Linked DNA regions of Mus musculus: region 1 is linked to region 2. A link is a contact called in ENCODE Hi-C or POLR2A ChIA-PET data. All regions are on one chromosome and are shown on one strand. Each heading gives the region's core, a stretch centred on a gene start or an enhancer-like site at or near the end of the contact. The rest is flanking DNA. Distances are from core to core; before and after follow the strand shown.

Evidence for each region. A loop is a pair of places that touch in the nucleus more often than their neighbours do. ChIA-PET counts read pairs that join two places held with the same protein, here RNA polymerase II (POLR2A).
Region 1: a loop to region 2 is called in a map of adrenal gland, with 2.1 times the contacts of the local background. The contact joins the promoter of Fam83f here to the enhancer-like site in region 2. A Hi-C loop is called at or near these places in 1 of 37 maps with a recorded cell type or tissue (adrenal gland). POLR2A ChIA-PET finds 5 or more read pairs at or near these places in 1 of 5 experiments (embryonic stem cell).

Annotation. Positions count from the first base shown.
Region 1 is chr15:80,670,506-80,676,253 of GRCm38, forward strand. It overlaps Fam83f (family with sequence similarity 83, member F), which reads left to right and starts at 1,342. Exons shown (of 5, transcript NM_145986.2): 1 at 1,342-1,882. The coding sequence starts at 1,412.
Region 2 is chr15:80,405,449-80,410,860 of GRCm38, forward strand. No RefSeq gene overlaps it. Among named protein-coding and RNA genes, the nearest start is that of Gm41363, 7.5 kb to the left of the region's middle. Within about 2 kb of position 2,668, at least 1 of the 3 ENCODE cell types and tissues checked has a DNase peak (open chromatin) inside an H3K27ac peak, as active enhancers do.

The DNA of each region.
Region 1 (5,748 bases), core at 92-2,591, 260 kb after region 2:
GGAGTGAGAGAGAAGGAGTGAGAGAGAGAGAGAGAAGGAAGGAGTGAGAGAGAGATAGAAGGAAGGAGAGAGAGAGAGGGAGAGAGAGAGAGAGAGAGATGCCTATTGACTCCTTCATACACACCCCTAATAACCCCAATAACCTCTGTTTCTTTATAAGAACAAGCAAAGGAGGCCACATGTTGGGAAAGGACCTCCCTCACCGCAGAGAGCATAGCAGTTCCTTTGCTTAGCCGCTCCTTTCTCGGGAGATATAGAAAAGCATTTATTTCTAGGCCTCAATTTCCTCGTTTGTGAAATGAGGGGGTTGGACTCATTTCTAAAGCTCCTTCCAGCTCCAAGTCGCTGTGCTACAAAATGAGAGAAATGTGAACCTTTGGTTGCTATGATCTGAAAATATTTTGAATGTGGAGAATCAAAATTGTACAGCAGCACACGAACAAAATAATATGTTAATGACTAAGAAGATTGTATTTAATCCAATGGGAAACAGCAGATCCTCTGGTGGTGATGGTGGTGGTGTGCACGCGCGTGTCTGTGCTCAGCTTCCTTCCTTGGGCTCAAACATGTATTTTGAATCGCTAATATAGTAATCAGGCCTCTGGCAGCCTATCAGGCCCAAACACACGCACACACCACTTCAAATTAAAATGAGGGGCAAATCCACTGCCTCCTGCTTACATCTTTGCTATTTGGGTGATTCTTTTAGGAGAAAAAAATTTTGTAGTGACGGTGTTGGTGTTGAATTGACAGCCCCTGGAGGCCTCTGATCTCAGAACTGGGACGCGTGGGCGGGAGAACTAGGGATTTCATTAGCATCTTTGCTTTCCCACACAGACTGCCCCCTACACAGTCCGACGATCTAGCCCAACAGCACACACACTTGGACCCTGAAGGCCGGAGTGGGTCAGGATGCTACTAAATTCCGCAGGCGTCCGGACTAGAACACGTGCTCTGGGCCCTGCCTGCGGGAAGATGAGGCTGTACCCGCGGGGCTGAGTCCCGAGGGTGCTGGAGGCGTAAAGGGGTCAGGTCGCCGACCTTCCCTGCACTGATGGGTCGCAGCTGGGAGGCGGGCGTGACTCAAAGGCCGCACGTGCCTCTGACCACAGCCGGGCTTTCACTTCCACGCCGACACTCTGCACCCCAGCCGGGCTAAGTAGGCCAGAGACGCAGGGCGTCGGCTGAGCCGCCCGTGAGGTCCCCGCAAGCCCTGCAGAGGCGGCGGTCCCTCTCCGCCCGACGGCCGCGCCCGCACCGGGGCCCGCGCCGATTGGCCGACTGGCGATCGCTGGGCGGGCCGAGGCGGACCTCGCGGCCAGGTGAGGCGCCCCGCCCCTCGAGCGCTCCAGGTGCGGCGGTGGGGACAGCAGGGTCCGAGCCTGGGGCCCCGGGACAGGGCTGGGGCGCCATGGCCGAGTCCCAACTGAGCTGCCTGGACGAGGCGCACGTGAACGAGAGGGTGACCGAGGCACATGCAGCTTTCTACTACTGCGAGAGGCGGCGGGCCGCGCTGGAGGCGCTGCTGGGTGGAGGCGAGCAGGCCTACCGCGAACTGGTCAAGAAGGAGCGGCTGCGGGACTTCCTCTCCAGCCAGGAGCGCCAGGCCCTCTGCGCCGCCTGGAGCCCCTACGAGGAGGCAGTCTCCAGCACCCGTGCCAAGGCTAAGGCCAAGGCCAAGGTCCCGGCCCAGCCCACTGAGTCCCTGGCCTACTGGCCAGACCGCTCGGACACCGAAGTGCCCCCACTGGACCTGGGGTGGACAGACACCAACTTCTACCGCGGTGTGAGCCGAGTCACGCTCTTCACCCACCCGCCCAAAGAAGAGAAGGCACCGCACCTGAAGCAGGTGGTCAGGCAGATGATCCAGCAGGCCCAGAAGGTAGGCCTCGGGCCCCAGTCCTGCACCAGAGGGACCCCCCACACACACACACACTCCCCTGCCTGGTCTCACTTGCGGGCCACTCTCACCATCCTCTGGGAAATGGACCCCCGCTGGCGCTCACCTTGTGCAGCTGTGATGAGACCTTTTGAAAGATGGATGTGTAAGTTCGTGGCAAAGCACTGGTTTTTCTTACTACAGTGTCTAGGTGCGCTAGCCTTGTGTTGGTATACCTCTGTCACCATCCATCTTCCTTGGGCAGTGTGACAGTTGTGAGGCCCTGTGCTAAACTAGCCACTCAAAGGGCTTGATCATGAACTATCACCAGGGATTTATTTACAAGGCGTATCCTCGGCCGTTTCCCTATTTGATCTTCACAATCGCATGAAGTTGGTAATAGCCTCCCTTCCCCTCTGGGCCAGATGAGCTTTTCTTAGGAGCCTTTCTCCCCCAAACAACCCGACTTTCCCATTATCATCCTCTCCTGGGCTTGGCACTAGAGCCCAAGCAGGCTCAAATGAATGAGGAACGCTATTTTAAGCTCTAGCAGTGGCTTGGCCCAGTGTTGGGTGCTCCCACAAAGCACTGGACCAAGCTCAGGAAGAGGCTCCTACTTTGCCCATCTGCTCTGCTTGGGTGTTGAGAGATGTTTCCAAGGAGCCTGGTTAGAATACCAGTTGGACAGCTGGCTGTGGGGTAGGTGAAAGACTAATCTTTTCCTCTGTGCCCTTGGGTACTTGGGTAGTTTCCAGATAAAATGTGGGCTATTGCATTAAATTCAAACTTCAAATAGGTCTTTTTGTATCTTTTTATTCCAAATAAGCTGCACGGCGGCTGCATTGATGCTAAAAGTGACTTTTCATTTACCTAAATTCAGATTTAATGGGACAGATATTATTTTACCTTCTAAAGACTGAGAGGTGATAGACATACTTTTATCCCATGCATGTATTGTGTTTGGGGTGTCCTGGCACATATGGATGTCAAAGGACATCTTTGGGGAGTCTGTTCTCTCCTGCTACCATGTATGTGGGTTCTTAAAGTTGAATGCAGGTAGTCAGGGTTGAGGGCAAGCATCCCCCACCCCCAGGCCACTGGGATTTATTAAGCAACGCCAACAACCTTTGATGCCCAGATCAGAATGTGCAACTAGAGGCTTGGGTCCACTGTTGTTACCTAACTTTGTGAGTGTAATTACAGCCATCTTTATCCTGGAGGCCAAACAAAAGAGATGCTAGGAAGGACAGTGAAGGTCTCTTCTTTCTGGGAGGCGTGGCCTGGCTGTGGACGAGATGCTTGCCAGAGAAGTTAGCTTTTCACTGTCCTTCCTTCCACCTTCCCTCTAGATAATTGTTCCTTGTGTGACTAAGCTTTCTTTGTGTGCTACACTCTGCTGAAAAAGAAAAAAAAGGCAAGACTGAACACACACACACACACACACACACACACACACACAGGATAAGGAAGTGGGTGGCAGTGGATTGTAGCTGGAGTCAAGGGTCAGGACTGATGGTGAAACATTCCGTAACATTCACCAAACTAATTTACTTAGCTTGTGACATGTCACCCACTGTGTTTTTGGTCATTTGCTTTCAGAAGTTGACTGAAATTGTGTGTGTGTGTGTGTGTGTGTGTGTGTGTGTGTGTTGGTAGGTCAGAGGATAACTTGCAGGAATCCATCTCTCTTTTCTCCCAGTGGGAAGTGAGTTGTAGGTTTGGAATGGCAGATTAAAAAAAAAAAAAAAAAAACTGGGATGGGCAGTCTCAGTGGAGTACTGAGTGGGAAATGAGAGAGTTCTTTTCTTTCAAAATACAAAGCAGTTTGTTTGTTGGGAGCTGAGCCTGTGTACGTCGCTCTCTTTTATAGTAAGGAAACTGAGGCTCAGAGCACAAATAGCAGCTAGGCTGTCAAGTTTAGCAGCAAACCTTCACTGCCCAAGCCCTGTCTCATACTCTGGGCAAGACAGAAGTTTTCCTTATATTTGGAGAAAAAAACCAAACAAACAACAAAATGCAGGACAGTTTGTTTTTAATGTATGTGAGTACACTGTTGCTGTCTTCAGACACACCAGAAGAAGAGGGCATCGGATCCCATTACAGATGGTTGTGAGCCACCACGTGGTTGCTGGGAATTGAGCTCAGGACCTCTGGGGAGAGCAGTCAGTGCTCTTAACCGCTGAGCCATCTCTGCATCCCCAACGCAGGGCAGTTAAGTTACTAGGACAGTTAAGTTATTTGCCTAACTTAGTAAACAGCAGAGGCAGAATCCAAACACTGAAGCCCTAGCTCTGAACCACTGCACTACCCTAACCTGCTGCCCTTTGTCACGGTACGGTGGGATTCTGCATGGAGTTTGAATGGATATAGTACAGTCCACAAGCTGTGGTATCCATCCTGTTACCCCGGTTAGAAGGCAGACACCAGGCCCTGCTCCACAGTGCCTTCCATGACCTGTATGGTAGGGCTTTCTTAACTCTTTAAATAAATATTTAACAGACTATGTTGCCAGTGAACCCATACTGTATGTGCAGATTGACCTGATAACATGTTTCCAGAGAGTCTACTGTATGCCGGGCACTAGCCATAAAGATCCAAGCTGTGGACTTTGCCCTTCAAGTGAAGCTTCTGCTAGAAACGAAAGGGAGTTTTGAGGCTGTACCTGGGAGGCTGGCCGCCTGTGGCAGGTGGGTTGCAGGTTTGGAGGGAGGACTGAGAGGAAACTGCGCTGTCAGTCTCTCCCTTAGAGACTGCTGAGCAGGAAGTGGGAAGTTGCTCTTGCTTCAAAATGCAAAATAGTTTGATTGGAGGGAGCCGAGGACTTTGTGGGGTGTGGTAGGGGTATGTACAAGTGAGGAAACTGAGGCACAGAGCGGGAAGGAAGTTTGCTTAAAGGTCACCTGTGTAGTTATTGGAAGACCCAGATCTCTACCCTGCACTCCAAATGCAGCAGCATGTCCTGACCACTGCCTGGCCCTGCCCCTTGCTCATCCTACTGGCAAGCCCATTTCCTTGGCAATCAAATCAGATTGCCTTCCCTGTTCGCCCTGAAGGAGGGAGTTTCCCATGTTTCCTAGGAGTGTCTGGCAGCCTCAGGGCTGAGAGATGATAGGTGGTGTGCTGAGATCTCACGACCTTGGAGGGAAGGCAGTCGAGGGATTCTGGGTTTTATTTCATTTAATCCTCAGAATAATCTTATAAAATGCTATTATTTTTGTTCCCAAAAGACAGGTAAGAAAGAGGGAGTTGCCGTGACTTGACCACACAAGGGATTCTTCCACTCCAGTAAAGAGAAAGGGAAACGGAAAAAGGAGCCTAAGGGGGCACTTTGAAAACAATTTTGCCTTTATTTCCAGCACTCTCGAGGCAGAGACAGAAGGATCTCTGAGTTCGAGGCCAGCCTGGTCTAAGAGTGAGTTCCAGTACAGCCAGGGCTACACAGAGAAACCCTGTCTCCAAAAACAAACAAACAAAAACAGAACAACAAAACACAATTTTGGTTTGGGGAGGAAGACCCAGGTATGACCCCAGTGAGGGTGTGGGTCAGTATGGTGGTGGTCCCTATCCATGGAAGAAAAGCCTCCGAGGGAGTTCAGCTTTAACTAGCCATTCTCTGGACTTCTGAAAATGGCAGAAAAGCTTTCCCAAGCTGTGCTGCTACTCAGCATTCAAAGATCCAGCTGTGTTTGCTTGTGGGGTGGTTTCTGTTGCTTTTCTGCCTCGAGAGATCTGCTTATTCTGGCATCATTAATGATGTCCTTTGTCTACGAAAACTCTAAGCCTTTTAGAAACCCTGGCCTGTGCCATGCTAACAAGGAAGACCAGGGCAAGCAAGCTTCTGCTGTATGGGCAGCTCAGACATCCAGGGA
Region 2 (5,412 bases), core at 1,418-3,917:
CCAAAAGTCCAAAGGAGCACAGGGATGTACAGAGGAGGGAGACTCTGCCAGCTGACCCCAAGGGAATGCAAGGACACAGTGGCCATCCACCTACCCAAGGTCTCTGGGGCCATGTCTAGCCTGAGAGGAATCTGCAAGCAGAGGACTCACAGGCTTGTGCCCTGGGACCTGAAGGACTTGGTGAATCAGCGACTATGCTTCAGAGCTACACCACGGGGAACTCTAAGGAACAGCTAATCTGTCTTTGGGAGAGAGATAAGTGGGTTCATGCCTCTTTGACTTCCCTCGTGGGTTGAGGTGCCCCCTCAGCAGACAGCCCTGGGTGCATCTCAGTTCTCCACACAGGGTGGGTTTCGGTCTCCTCAGGGCAGCAGTCCCAGGCTGGGCCACATGCTGTTATTGCCTGCTTGGCAGAGTCTCCTTATCTCCAGGACCAGCCATGAGCACCTGAGGATGAGGCTTTTGTGCCCCCACCCCTGCAGATGCGGAGGTGGAGAGCAGCGAGGAGTCCTGCTGGTGCTGACATTCTGATTCGCCCCACTGCAGGCCCGTCAGCCTTCCCTGACCTTTCTCTGTTTTTGTCAGTCACATCCCGGGATCTCTCCAGCCGCAGCCTCTGTCTGACTCCCTGCCCACTCCTGACCCACTCTTACGTCTGGTCCTAGTATGCTATCCTGGTCATCATACCTTAGGGCTGTCCACCCTGCTCCAGTCACGCTCCACCCAGGGGCTCCCTGGGCTCTTTCTCCTCACAGTCTCTAGCATCTCCAGAGAAGATCAGGACTCAGGACCAGTCCTGGTGGATCAAGGGTGGCCTTCTCTGGGTAATACAGGGACAACAACATGGTATACTGATGTTGCATATGTGTGTGTGTGTTCTCCCCATACACAGACAGCACGTGGAGGGAGGGCCCTCAGGCACCCTTTTACCCCGGCGCCTTACTCCACACTTTACCTGGTGGAGTGTACTCATAGGGCTGGTGGGAAAGGTCAGACACTCAAAGCCTCCATAAGCTTTAGGCTTGGGTCCAAACCCTATGGATGGGAGATCTTCCCACCAGATACTGCATGGAGGGACACTAACCTGGGTCTGTTGCTAGAGATTCTGTTCCTAGCTGGTGCTACTGAGCAGAGAGGCTTCACTGTGGGGTTCAAGGCAACGGCTCACATGGGTGCTGTCTTAGTCAGGGTTTCTACTGCTATGATAAACACTATGACCAAAGCAAGTTGGAGAGGAAAGGGCTTAATTGCCTTACACCTCCACATCACTGTTCATCATCCAAGGAAGCCAGGAGAGAAACCCAAGCAGAGCAGGAGTCTAGATGCAGAAGCCTAGAGGCAGGAGCTGATGCAGAGGCCACGGACGGGTGCTGCTTACTGGCTTGCTCCTCACGGCTTGCTCAGCCTGCTTTCTTATAGAACCCAGGACCAGCAGCCCAGGGTTAGCACCACCCAGAGTGCTAACTCCCCCATCACTCACTAAGTTAGAAACTGCCCTACAGCCGGGTCTCATGGAGGCATTTTCTCAACTGAGGTTCCCTCCTGTCAGATAACTCTAGCTTGTTTGCAGCTGTGTCACTTCAGTCTGCTCCCCCCCCCCTCCCTTAAAGGCTTGGTCGCATGTAGCCAAGGCTCACCTCAAACTCATCACATAGCTGAGTGTGCCATTGAGCTCCTGATCCTCCGACCTCCACTCCACATGCTAGGATTGCAGATCTGGGCCACCATGCCTGTTGTAGGTGGCACTGGGGATCGAACCCATGGCTTTGTGCAAGCATTCTACCAACTGAACTACATACCTAGCTCTGTCTACTTCCTTCTCACCTGCCCTTCTGCCCACACTTGCTTTAGCAGAAGTGACTTGTCAGTTTGGAGCCACTTGTCCCTTTGGACAAGGAATCAAACAGTGGCTTTATCCAGTCAGCGTCCGGTGAAGCATTGAGGCCTCGAGTGAGAAGCCTTCAAGCAGCTGCCCGCCAGCAGTGTTGGTGGTTGGGAACAGAGATGAGAGGCACCCGCGGCTAAAGTCAGCTACAAGTGCCCTGCTTGAGGAGGCTCTGTGTAGGCTCTGAGGGATGGGTGAATTGTGAGTGAGAAACAGGGTGGTGCTATTCCCTGTAGCCATGTCCTCTCTTTGAGGGTGGCCTCTTTAGGGACCTGTGGTTTGGATGTCTGGCTTGGCTTGGAGGTTTCTCTGGGATCCTCACTTCCACTTCCTCTCCCCCTCCCATCCTCCCCTCCCTCTCTCCCCCTGTCCTCCCCCCCTCCCCCTCCCCCTCTCTCCCCCTCCCCCATCTACCCTCTTCCTTCTTTCCTCTCCTCTCTCCCTTCTCCCCTCAGGAATAGCTTGGCGAAGAAATGATGCTTGTAGCACCACCCTATCTCCGGGCTATTTACAAAGATAGAGACCATTCAAATGACCCCAGCCCATCCTGAGGGGACATTCCAAGGCTGTGGCTCCCCAGTGGCATGGGGAATCTGTTTTCTCATTTCAGCAGTTAGAGAAGCAGGAAGGAAAGCTGGACTCTCCTGGCTCTGAGCCTTTGCATATGCTGTACCCCTGTCTTACTCCCACCCCACCCCCAGTCTGGAGTCACTTCCTCAGACCTGCCCTCTTTTCATACTCTGGTATGTCCCATATCCCTCTGAGCCTGGTGACAGAGCCAAACCGATGCTAAACCCTTCCTGGCTAAGGGCCTAGCAGTCAGGGAGTGGAAGGAACTGGGCAGGGTCAGATGAGGGACAGGAGGGGACAACAGGAGGCTGACCATGGGTGAATTAATGTCCCTTGACAACTTTTAATGTGCTGGGCTTCACAGTCCTCACATGAATGGTAAATGTGTTCGTTTCCACTGCTGGGCGAAGAGAATCAGAGACTCATAGAAGTGGATCATCCAGGGCCTGCTGTGCTGGAGGCAGCGTCAGGAACCCCGCCCTGCCTCGCTGTGTGCTTTCTGGGTGGCTGCACAGGTTATAGAGAAAGTAAGGGAGTGTGACCTACCCTCCCAGATATCTGGGGGCTTCTGGATATGCCTAACAGTGAATTTCTGGTGATCCCGAGTTTCTAGTTTTCCTGTTATTCTTTTATCCTGGAATCCAGAGATAAAAGGTCTTAGCTGTAGTACCCAGAGCAGGAGACAAGCGGATCCTATCAGGGTAGGAAATCCAAGGACTGGGAAAGAGATGCTGTAGGCTGTGCTCAGCTCCCAAGGGTCTCTGCTTCAGAGGTGTTGAGAGGCAGAGGATCTCGGGTGTGACCTCAGCTCTGACTTGGTCTTCCTGCTGGGATCTATGTCCTGTGGAACATGCAGTGGAGTAGGGCATGTGTGAATGGCTTCGAAGTTGTACTTTGCTTCCAGAGCAGCTGGTCACTGGCAGCCACAGGCAGAGTGGTGGGTAGCATCCAAGCAGGTAAGAGCCATAGCTAGTTCTTCCTCCCCACCTTGGCAGCCGAATATAGCACGTCAGGTTCTCGGAGCATCTCCTCTCAGCAAGAACTTCCTGAAAGAGGTCTACCTAGGCTCGTTACTGCTTCACAGGGTCTCCCATAGTGCAGTTCCTGTATTCTGAGTGGATAGGGGGTCAAGCTGGGATAGACTTGTTATGCATGGTATGAGGAACATAGAATTCAAGCATGGATTCAACCCATAATTCTAGGTTTGTTCCAAGCTGGCTGGAACTCTCTTGGAATTTTGGTGCTTCTTGCCCCTGTTCTAGACTCTCATGTCCTTGGTCTAGGCCAGGACCTGGGTCTGGGCTGTGGTCCCAGCCTTTGCAGCACTCCTGAATCTCATCCTTCCCTGAGTTCTGAGCCTTCGCTGATTGGCCAGTGGAGTCAGATGTCCCTCCTCCTGACCCCCACAGCTCCCCCCTTGGCTGATATCATTTGAATCCTTGAGACTCTTCCTGTCAGCTCTGGCTGATGTTACGCAGGCCACAGATGAGGTGCTGGAGACCATGGGGGTGTAAAGCAGTGGGTATTTTTCTCTCACACAGCTTGGGAGGCAGGGGTATCAGGCAGATTAGGGTCTCAGTGCTTGGTGAGATTTATCATCCTGACTTACAGACACAGTTCCTCCAGGCCTTGTGACCTTGGCCTAAATGGAGCATCTCCTGAGAGACATCCTGTGTTTACTTTGGGTCCTCACATCTTCTCCTTTGTGCCTGGGGGTGGGGGGTGGAGACAGCCAGATCTAATCTCTTCTTGTTCTCATAAGGATGCTATTCCTACTATGAGCACTCTACCCTCCTGCTCTCATCTAGTCCAAATCAAAGGCTCTACCCAGAGAACTCTTGTTTTGGAATGTGAGCCCTCAATGTGAAATTAGGGCATAAACATTTACTCCAAAGCAGAGACCAGGCACAAACTCCTGAAGACAGATGATCTGGGGTTTGGCATAGAGGAAGGACAGTGGTATGTCACCCAGGACTCTGTGTGGGGATAGACAGGTTATGGTTTGAATCTGAAATGTCTCCTACTGGCTTGTGTTTTGAACTGCTTGTCCCCTAGCTGGCTACCCTGTTTTGGGAGGCTGTGGAACCTTCAGGAAGCAGGGTCTACCTGGTGGAAAGAGGCTACCAGGGGCCTTTGGTTCCTATCTCCTTGCTTCTTGAGTCTACCACAATGGGAGAGTACCCACCCCATACATTTTCACCTCCATGATATCCTGGCTAAGCACATAGGGTAATTGAGAACCAAAACTGTGAGCTAAAATAAACACCTCTTCCCTTGTGTCGTTTCTGTCAAGCTTTTTAGTCACAACGACACGAAAGTATCCAATATGATGCGTGTATGGCATGAGCCACCGAATAACTATCTAGTCTTTGATGGACCGTGCTCATGATGGTGGCTGTACTGTATAGTCTGAGTGTGCAGCCAGATGTAGACAGGTACATACTGCGATATTTGTACAATGACACAACCTCCTAAATGGTGCATTTGCCAGAACTGATCCTCATTATTCGGCAACATGTTTCTAAATATTGGTGTGGGATTGGCTGGCAGGAATCGCATTCAAAAACTAAAGGACGGGGTGGGGCGGGGCCGGCCAGGTTGGAATTGTCTTGTCACAGGTTTAAGCAGAATCTCCATTTAAGGTATGGGATGGAGTTATCCCACCACCAGGGAACTCAGTGAGGATGAAGACATCGACAAAGCACTTCCTAGAATACCTAGATTTGTGTTTGATTAAATAATCAGGCCCAGTAATCATCATGTTGACTTGTAACCAAGGGTCACAGCTTGGCTCAAATTCCAACTCCAGCCTTGCCAGCAGCAACCAATTTGACACATTTGGATGTCATCGGCCAGAGGCTGTGACACTCCCAGGAGGCTGCTGGGGAGGGCAGCGGAGGGTGTGAGTGTCGGGTCCTAGCTGGGTCTCCTCCTGCTTGCCTGTCACCACAGACACT